Linked DNA regions of Homo sapiens: region 1 is linked to region 2. Evidence: read pairs that join two places in POLR2A ChIA-PET (ENCODE). Cell type or tissue: OCI-LY7. All regions are shown on one strand. Links, peaks and the distances in the headings refer to the core of each region. The heading gives the core; the rest is flanking DNA. Region 1 overlaps PDSS2 (decaprenyl diphosphate synthase subunit 2). Region 2 has its middle 9.6 kb from the start of BEND3.

Region 1 (5,380 bases), core at 172-5,171, 220 kb after region 2:
TTATAGGTAAAAACTGTGAAACATTTTAAAAAATATTTTTCTCCTGAACATTTCCTTGAATCTTCTCTTGCTTATAGGTCTGGTGTATTGATAGAGTTCGACCAGCAGAGGTGTGCAGGCTCCTGCTTTATAGGCATGTTCAACAAGGCTCCCAGGCAGCACACAACAGAGGGTTGGTGGCCCATGAACCAGGGATCAAGGGAAGCCCTGAGTAGCCCCCATTCCCACGGAGGCTGGGAAAAGTCTGCAGTACAGTGAAAGTGCTGTCCAGGTTAAAACAAAAACAAAACCTCACAGACTGCAGGAGTAGCCAGGGTCTACCCTACAGCCAAGGAGTGTTACATGGAAATGAGGACCTGCATGGGCCCAGCTTGCAGCATATGGCCCTGTGCCCTTCCGGTGGTCTGTGGCAGCTGATCCTTTAAAATAGTCAACTTCCATACAATTCCCTAAAATTATATCTTCTTTTTTTTTTTTTTTTTTTTTTTTGAGACGGAGTCTCGCTCTGTTGCCTAGGCTGGAGTGCAGTGGCGCGGTCTCAGCTCTCCACATCCCGGGTTCAAGCGATTCTCCCGATTCAAGCGATTCAAGCCTCAGCCTCCCGAATAGCTGGGATTACAGGCGCCTGCCATCACGCCTGGCTAACTTTTTGTCTTTTCAGTAGAGATGGGGTTTCACAAAGTTGGCCAGGCTGAACTCCTGACCTCGTGATCTGCTCGCCTCGGCCTCCCAAAGTGCTGAGATTACAGGCGTGAGCCACTGCACCTAGCCTCCTAAAATTATATCTTTTAGGGAAGGAGGAGCTTACGCTTTTCTTCGTTCTTTTCTGAACACCATGGGTTCTTTCCTTGATGTTGGGCAGAATGTGAATTTCTCATGAGAAATAGCTGACTGAATGGCTAATCAAAAGAAATAATTTATATACATTATATGTTTTTATTTCCAGGAACATACTAAAGTAAGACAAGATATCTGTATTTGAAACCTAACAACCTATAGATTTTAACTGGCTTTTTGTTCCCATCTTAATGGCTATATGTTGTCCTAATTAATATTAAAACAATTAATTTTTAAAAGGTAAAAAAGAGTAAAGGACAACACTATAGCTATAAAGGACTAGGAAATGTTGAAAATGTTATGGTCATCACCGGACTTCATCTCAGGATGCCATCCCCCACCCCCCACACAGTTTTCCTTCCTGAAAAGTTGCCAGGCATGAGCTGAAAATGATAGCCTTTATTTCACTAAAAAAGTAATAGGAGATAAGTCATCGATCCCCTCCTACACCCCAAATAAGACAATGGAATTTCTGGATATCTATCGGCCTATCTTTTCGACTGACTTTTTTTGGGGTTAAGGTGATGGGCAACAGGAGTGGCAGAGTAGAGAGTATGCTAATGTTTTTATAGCATATACTATGAGCTATGCACTTTCACATGCACACAACAACTCTGAAGAAGGTACTGTGGTCATCTCCATCTTATAGGTGAGGCTTAGAGACAGGTTAGCGTCTTGGCCAATGTCAAAAGCAAGTGAAAGAATCAGAATTCAAAATCAGGACAACTTGACTCCAAAGCTGCTACCTTAGTTACTAAGTTATTTGTTGAAGTTCTTTGGTTCCCAGGAACCAATAATGTTGAGTCATTGCTATTACTCCAATGTGAAAGGGCTGATGGAACTCAGGAGTGAAACAAACAGGGTAAGTTTTGTTTATTATTGGTACAGGCTAAAAAGCCTTTAAATAATCACTGGAATATTAAACTTAAATCAAACAGCTATGGTTAATAGTTTTAAACCCAAATAAAAAAATTAATATCTACATTTATTTCAATGTGTTGACCTGTAGCACAATGTTCACTTCATGTTTCTAAACTGAAATGTTTCCATCAGTACAAAGGCCATATTATAACAACAGACAAATAATAAATAGTCCAAGCTTCTAAATACTGCTAATGGATACACCAGCGACTCAATGTTGGCCACTTTATCCCAGAAAGGTAAAAGTATCAAACTCAAATGACATAATAGCGAATATCTATTGCAGGCAGTGCTCTTAGCATTTTTTTTTAACTTACTTAAACTTCACACAAGCTTGTACAGTACTACTGTTATCCTAATTTTACAGATGGGGAAACTGAGACACAAGGAAGTAATAAGTGGTAGAGCCATGATTTTAACCCAGGGATTAGGATTCTAGAACCTTCAGCTATTCTCATCCTTCCTTTTTGTAAACAATCTCAAACTTATAGAAAAGTTACAAGTACAAAGAATTCTTCTTTTCCTGAGGCATTTAAGAGTCAGTTCCTATCTTGGTACCTCATAACCATGGGATACTTTAGGGTATATAAATTACAAATAAGGCCGGGTGCAGTGGCTCACGCCTGTAATTCCAGCGCTTTGGGAGGCCAAGGCAGGCGGATCACGAGGTCAGGAGATCGAGACTATCCTGGCTAACACGGTGAAACCCCGTCTCTACTAAAAATACAAAAAAATTAGCTGGGCGTGGTGGCGGGCGCCTGTAGTCCCAGCTACTCGTGAGGCTGAGGCAGGAGAATGGCGTGAACCTGGGAGGCGGAGCTCGTAGTGAGCCGAGATCGCGCCACTGCACTCCAGCCTGGGCGACAGAGCAAGACTCCATCTCAAAAAAAAAAATTACAAATAAGAACATTCCCCTAGGCTGGGCATGGTGGCTCATGCCTGTAATCCCAGCACTTTGGGAGGCCGAGGCGGATGGATCACCTGAGGTCAGGAGTTCGAGATCAGCCTGGCCAACATGATGAAACCCTGTCTCTGCTAAAAACACAAAAATTAGCTGGGCCTGGTGGCAGACACCTGTAATCCCAGCTACTAGGGAGGCTGAGGCAGGAGAAAAGCTTGAACCCGGGAGGAGGAGGTTGTAGTGAGCCGAGATCGTGCCATTGCACTCCAGCCTGGGTGACAAGAGTGAAACTCAGCCTCAAAAACAAACAAACAAACAAACAAACAAAAGAACATTCCCCTAATAACCACAATACAACCATCAAAATCACTAACGGGAATACATTACTACCATCTAATTTTCAGATCCAATTCAAGTTTCACCAATTATTCCAATAATGTCCTTTATAACAAAAGGATCCAGTTCAGAATCATACATTGCATTTAGTTGCCATGCCTCTTCGGCTTCCTTTAATCTGGAACCGTTTCTTAACTATTCCCTGACTTTCATGGCCTTTACAATTTCGAAAATTACAGGCCAGTTATTTTGTAGAAGTTCTCTCAGTGTGGATTTTGATGTTTCTCTGTGATTAGATTGAGGTTTTACATCTCAGGCGGGAAGATCATAGATAGAAACAATGTTGTATTCTTCCCACCTCAATTTCAGTTTGTTCCATGACAGCAGATTTCCACTTTGGCCGTCTGAGTAAGGTGATGTCTACCAGCCTTCTCCACAGCAAAGTTACACTTTCCCCCTTTATAATTAGTAATGTTTTGTGAAGAGGTACTTTGAAACTATATAAATATCTCATTCATCACACACCAGAGCAGGAAAAACGTTGGTGGGTACTTACAATGAGTTGCCTCTCTTGATCCAATATGGCATCATTAGCTCAATAAAAACAAAACAAATCAAAAAATAAATTGAGAAGATAAAAATGTATTTCTGTAGAGACAATGTAAATTTTCTTAAATGAATAAATATAAAGAGAACTTATGAAGTTTAGCTGATAAGCAAATGATTCAACAGTGAAAGTTTCAGGCCAGGTTTAGTGGCTCATTACTATAATCTCAGCACTTTGGGAGGCTGAGGGAGAAGGCCAGGATTTGGAGACTAGCCTGGGCAAAATAGTGAGATCTCATCTCTACAAAAATAAAAATAAATGTGAAAATTAGCTGGGCATGGTGGCACATGCCTGTCATCCCAACTACTAGGGAGGCTGAGATGCGAGGACTGCTTGAGCCCAGGAGTTCCAGGATGCAGTGAGCTATGATCACACCACTGTGCTCCAGCCTGGGTGAACAGAGCAGGACCCTGTCTCAAAAAAAAAAGTAAACAAACAGGGAAAGTTTCAATATTTCAGACAGTCATTATCTTTTCCCTGGGGGAAAAAAAAACAAAACAGTTCCACATTTAGTGAAATAATAAAGGCCACAAATACAGATTTTGCTTTAAATGGTGGCTTTTAAAAAGATGATGCAAAATAAATAAGGTCTTGGATTAAGCAAAGGGGGAGAAACTAGGAATTATACACAAATTAATTTAAATAAAGTCAAAAATTGTTTCCACCACATTAAAAGTAAAAAAAAAAATTGATAAAAGTAATGGGAAAAAAGTAATTACTCTCTTCACATTGCCAATATAGTTCCAAACATTATGAAGTTGAGGACAATGATAAAAGATGAAACCTTTGTCTCTGAGCACATCTGTCCAAAAGGTAATGAATTTCAGATATGAATAACAGATATTTGTATGCCCAAATGTAGAAAATGACTTCTCTTGGTATAAAGTTCTAAGATGGTTTTGTTAACAAATACAGCTGTATTGTTTGTATCATCTTGATATCAAAAGTTCTGCTCTTCCCCAAGAGTAGCCAGACCAATACTAAATTTAAGGATCAGGTGAATATTTAATATTTCAGGATTATTTTGTTTTTATTATTTGTGTATGGGTAGAAACTAGCAAATTATCAACAGATTATTTAAGCCTATCAAGATGCTTGACTATTTAGAATATGGTCCTCATCTTCAAATATTCTTTACTTAAATCAATGCCTTGTGAATGGTTCTAACTTGCATATTACTCAAGAGCTGAAAAGTTCTCTATAATATATAAGCACAATCGCCACTATATACACTGGTTTCCACTCAGTCTGGTTTCAAATACTGTGATATAAATACTGTGCAAGCTACTGCCTACATAAAAAATAGTTAAAATTTCAGTGTAATTATTTTACACAATTATTTAAGTAGATCTGAAAGGTCTAATATTCTCATATTTCCAAAAAAGCTATTATTCTCTATATCTGCATTCTTCCAAAATGTTCTTTTAACTAATCATATAGTGAGATCCAGTAATTTCCTACCAAATAGCATTAACACAGCCACATATTGATATACGTTTCTGAAACAATCTATCAGATGATGGAAAAATATTCTCATATTTTTGTGAAATTTTAGGAAAATGAGCTAATAAGACTTTTTGATAAAGAAACTTCATGAACAGAAACTTAACTTTATTGATTCAGAGACCTGAATTTTACAATATCACAGTTTTAAAATGTTGCTAAGAAATGTATTTAGTATTGAAGTAAACCATCATAAGAAAATTTCCCAAGAATACGTCATGTTTTTCAAAAAGAACAGAAGATTAACCATAACTGTTAAGTTAGTATTGCTATTA
Region 2 (5,380 bases), core at 254-5,253:
AGGCTGAGGCAGGAGAATCACTTGAACCCGGGAGGTGGAGGTTGCAGTGAGCCGAGATTGCGCCACTGCACTCCAGATTGGGTGACAGAGAGAGAGACTTCGTCTCAAAAAAAGAAAGAAAAAAAAAAAGGCCGGGCGAGGTGGCTCACACCTATAATCCCAGCACTTTGGGAGGCGGAGGCAGGTGGATCACCTGAGGTCAGGAGTTCAAGACCAGCCTGGCCAACATGGTGAAACCCCATCTCTACTAAAAATACAAAAAATTCGCTGGGCGTGGTGGCACATGCCTGTAGTCCCAGCTACTCAGGAGGCTGAGATACAAGAATCGATTGAACCCAGGAGGTGGAGGTTGCAGTGAGCGGAGATCATGCCACTGCACTCCATCCTGGGTGATAGAGTGAGACTGCGTCTCAAAAAAAAAGGAAATGAGACTAGAGACAAGGAGTGCATGTGAGGAAAGGCTGCGTGAGGACACAGAGAGAAAGTAGCCACCTGCAAGCCAAGGAGAGAGGCCTCAGGAGAGACCAAACCTGTCAGCACCTTGGACTTCCAGCCTCCAGAACCATGAGAAAAATTTATATTCCCTAGGAAGCTGACTCAGAAAGAAAAAATTATATTGTCTAAGCCACCCAGTTGTATTTTATAACAGCCCAAGCAGACTACTAGAGACCCTGCTCACAAGCAGCTGTAATTGCCTTTTTCTTCGTCTGTTTCCCTAGCTAGAATGTAAACTCCTGGAGGGCAGGACCGTGTCTGATCACTATACCTCCAAGTGCCTAGCACTGTGCCTGGGACATAGTCGACTCTCAACAAATACTTGCTGAAAGAATACCTGAGTTGTTAGACACCAGTGTTCCATTCCCTTTCCTTTCTGTATAGATAAAAAACTGAAGGGTTAAAGGTTGAGAGCAGAACCATCCCTAGTCTATAATGAATGGTGCCTTCTGGAATTGTCCCTGCATCACACATACCGTTTTAAGGCAGTGATCCAAAGGTAGGCAGCCAATTCATGGCAGGCCCACACTACACTAACTCTGCAGTAATAATAATAGTATCACATAGCCATAAAGTTCTCTTCAGCCGTCCTCTTTCCATAGTTGCCTTGGTCTTCTTGGGCTACCATAATAAAATACCATAGACTGGGTGGGCTGAGCAAGAGAAATTTATTTTCTCACAGTTCTGGAGTCTAAAGTCCAAGATCAGGGTGCCAGCATGGTCTCTTTCTAGTGAGGGCTGTTTTCCTGGTTTGCAAATGGCAGCCTTCTTGCTCTGATCTTCCCCACTCTAGCATCCCTGAGGGCAGGAGCAGGCTACTCTACTATCTCTTGTTTTTTTCTTTTTTTTTTTTTTTTTGAGATGGAATTTCGCTCTTGTTGCCTAGGCTGGAGTGCAATGGCGTGATCTCGGATCACCGCAACCTCCGCCTCCCAGGTTCAAGCAATTCTCCTGCCTCAGCCTCCCCAGTAGCTGGGATTACAGGCATGCACCACCATGCCCGGCTAATTTTGTATTTTTAGTAGAGACGGGGTTTCTCCATGTTGAGGCTGGTCTTGAACTCCTGACCTCAGGTGATCCGCCCGCCTCGGCTTCCCAAAGTGCTGGGATTACAGGCGTGAGCCACTGCGCCCGGCTGTTATCTCTTATGAAGGGCATTAATCCCATCATGAGAGCCCTATCCTTATAATCTCATCGAATCCTAATTACCGCCCAAAGCTGTAACTCCAAATACCATCACACTGGAGAATAGGGGGAACATATGAAGGACACAATCATTTAGTCCATAAAAATAGTGTTTTCAAATTTTGGTTTCCTGTTTGCCCTTGATGACAGGCCTGAGAGAGGTGGAACAGGTCCACCCCATTTTTACACAGATGACAACAATAAATGTCCAGAGAGATTACATGGTTTGTAATTCATTCCTTCATTTAACACATAATTATTGCAAGCTTAAATGCCAGGCACTGGAGGATTCTGCCTTCCCTTTTGTTTATTTTTTTATTTTTAATTTTTTTTTTTGATACGGAATCTCTCTCTGTTGCCCAGGCTGGAGTGCGGTAGCACGATCTTGGCTCACTGCAACCTGGCCTCCCGGGTTCAAGCGATTCTCCTGCCTCAACCTCCTGAGTAGCTGGGACTATAGGCACGTGCCACTGTGCCCGGCTAATTTTTGTATTTTTAGTAGACACAGGGGTTTCACCATGTTGGCCAGACTGGTTTTGAACTCCTGACCTCATGATCTGCCCACCTTGGCCTCCAAAAGTGCTGGGATTACACGTGTGAGACACTGCACCCGGCCTCTGCCTTCCTTTTTTTTTCCCTTAAAGAAAGTGACTACCAGAATGTGACTACAACCTGGGCAACATGGCAAAACACCGTCTCTACAAAAAATACAAGAATTAGCTGGGCGTGGTGGCCTGAGCCTGTAGTCCCAGCTACTGAGGAGGCTGAGGTAAGAGAATCAATTGAGCCTGGGAGGTTGATGCTGCAGTGAGCTGTGATTGTGCCACTGCACTCCAGGCTGGGTGACAGAGCGAGACCCTGTCTCAAAAGAAAACAAGAATGTGACTAATTTAACTTTGCTGCTCCTTGTGGACTTGGCCATTTGCATTCATTTTCCCCTCTCTCCAGCTCTGTTGTCCTGCAGACAGCAGGTGGTGGCAAATGCTGTTGCACTCGTTAGCCGTGCAGTGCAGGAGGTATGAAATCACACAGATGCAGATTTGAATCCTGGCTCCAGCATGTACTAAGTAAGTGACCTTAGGAAACTACAGAAGCTTTTAGTTTCCATTTCCTTATTCACACCACGGGGCAACCCCATCCTACAGGGTAGGTGTATACAAGGCACTTCTGGTTAGTACTGGTACAGTGGCTGTCATAAGGTTAGTTCAGTAAACGGTAGCTCTTATTTTTATTGGTCATACATGAGGCAAGTGAAATGTTGAAATAATTAGCCCAGACACATTAAAACAGTTTTGATTATTTTTTTCTATTCATAGAAGACAAAACAATAAACCAATCCAAAACTATGCTTCTAGTTTAGCAGCAAAAGCACAAAGGTTCACATGAACAGCCTCAATGCTTTCTGGAAGACACCTGTAGAGGACCACTTTACATTCACACCCCACCCAAAAAGTGACACAAATACCGCTCTATAATTCTGAAACATTTCTAAAATGTGATGGTCCTTAAGCCACATTCTCTGCACCCCCTGCCCCGCCCCTTAAGGAAAGGCGCGATGAGTCCCGTCCTTCTCTAGGACAGGTTCTAGTAGCCTCCATCACATGTGCATGTTGGTGGCCCTAGATCCCTGGGCTAAACAACCAGGTCAGTGGACAGCAGAGGCAGTGTGTGCAAGTCTCGGTTCATAGATCTGTGTGTATGAAATAGCTATTTTTATAATTTACTTGCTATTCTGAGTCCTATCCTTTTGGAGTCCTCCCCAACCCCAGGGACTTCCAGGGGCCTCTGCCCTCCGGGCATCTGTCCACTGGGGTTCTTGCAGAGCCATCCATCACTGGCTCACCATGCCCTGCAGGCAGCGGCTCTGCCATGCCCAACCAGGGACAAGGTCATCTCTTTGCAAGGCTGCCTAGAGCAGGGATATGTGATGCAAATGCCTGCAGGGAGCAGGCAAGGAGAGTTCATAAGTGAACCAGGTAGTTTGCCTACTAAATACGTGAGAACGCTCTTCACCTTTACAAAGAAATACGCTAGCTCCATGTTTCTTTCAACATGAGCCATCTTTAGTCTCTCTATTGTTTCCCCATTTATGGGAAAAATCTTGGGTAAAGAGGGACATTCCTCTATTGCCTAGAAAACAGCAGTGCCAGTGTCATGAATGGCAACTAATCTTTGGCCTCAGCATTGGGACACAGCAGGGACTGGTGGACACTGTGACAAGCTAAACCACCCATTTCTTCTCCAATACAGGCAGCCATTTGATGCCATGACGGACTGAACCCAGTATGGTCAAATTTGCCAATTCTTAAAGAGAAGACAAAATCTGATTTTTTTTTTTTTTTGAGGCGGAGTCTCGCTCTCTCTCCCAGTCTGGAGGGCAGTGGTGCGATCTCGGCTCACTGCAAGCTCCGCCTCCCGGGTTCACGCCATTCTCCTGCCTCAGCCTTCCAAGTAGCTGGGACAACAGGAGCCCGCCACCACGCCCGGCTAATTTTTTGTGTTTTTCGTAGAGACGGGGTTTCACCGTGTTAGCCAGGATGGTCTCGATCTCCTGACCTCGTGATCCACCCGCCTCGGCCTCCCAAAGCGCTGGGATTACAGGCGTAAGCCACCGCGCCCGGCCACAAAATCTGAATTTTTATGTGAAATTGCCTAGTTTTAAAATCCTGAATGACTGAAATTCACATGGCCAAATCCCATCTGCAGGTCAGATCCAGCCCAAAGTAACTCGTTTGTGACTTGGGACCTGGCTGCGGCCCTCAGCCACATCTCCAGGAACAGTCCTGCCTGCTAGCTAGGTCTCTGGAAAGCCCACCACCTGCTCAGCCCACCACCCCACCCAGAAGAATTCTGCTTTTGCCTGTGGCTCAAATCCTTTCCCTTGCTGGGGCTTAAGCTTTTAGAAACAAAAGCTTGGGGGAGAAAAATAAGCTTGAGCTTATTTCAGCTTTCTGCCCCATCTCATCTCTTCACTAAGAAAATAAACAGATTGGAAGTATCTGGTCAGAGGCAGGAAAGGGAAAGGGGAAAATACCAGAACAAAAGTATAGATTAATACCTCAGGCCAGGCGTGGTGGCTCACACCTGTAATCCCAGCTACTTGGGAGGCTGAAGCAGGAGAATTGCTTGAAACCGGGAGGCGGAGGTTGGAGTGAGCCAAGATCACGCCATTGCATTCCAGCCTGAGCAACAAGAGCAAAACTCCATCTCAAAAAAAAAAAAAAAAAGATTATCCTGCCCCACATACTTACTGAACATATTTGATCTGAGATTATTTACGAAAATATTGTAGTAAGGAAATCCCAATTCAGCCAAATAATCAAATATTCAATTTTTACAGTAAAATATATGTATGTAACACAGCATCTTCCCTTTTTATATTTTATATTTCTTAATGGTGAGGGTCTCTGTCATCCATACTGGAGTGATTATAGCTCACTTGTAGCCTCAAATTCCTGGGCTCAAGCAATCCTTCTGCCTAAGTCTCCCGAAGTGCTGGGATTACAGGCATGAGCCACCACACCAGGTCGCCACTGTCTTAATAATATATTAGAATGTTCACTTTTACTAGTATAGTACCTTGTTTATTGATTCTGCCAGGGGCAATTTCTGAATTGAATAATAAGGTTTTTGAAAAAAATGTTATACATTTAATACACCAAAAGGAGTTTAGCACCTTGAAGGTTTATCTGCCGAGTTA

The links. Peaks named below come from ENCODE experiments on the same cell type or tissue, not always from the same donor. Only the 100,000 strongest peaks of a DNase experiment are listed, where the experiment ranks them.
Region 1: POLR2A ChIA-PET joins it to region 2 with 6 read pairs; 3 of 35 experiments call an interaction of 5 or more read pairs at or near these places.

Annotation. Positions count from the first base shown.
Region 1 is chr6:107,346,792-107,352,171 of GRCh38, forward strand. The region is part of intron 1 of PDSS2 (decaprenyl diphosphate synthase subunit 2); the gene reads right to left. Among named protein-coding and RNA genes, the nearest start is that of PDSS2, 110 kb to the right of the region's middle. In OCI-LY7, for the core only: no CTCF peak of the experiment used is centred there; no DNase peak of the experiment used is centred there.
Region 2 is chr6:107,122,464-107,127,843 of GRCh38, forward strand. No RefSeq gene overlaps it. Among named protein-coding and RNA genes, the nearest start is that of BEND3, 9.6 kb to the left of the region's middle. RefSeq lists enhancers at 2,589-2,678, 2,689-2,768. In OCI-LY7, for the core only: a CTCF peak has its summit at 2,676 (motif pointing right); DNase peaks (open chromatin) are centred at 448 and 2,708; H3K4me3 peaks cover 679 bases; H3K27ac peaks cover 1,647 bases.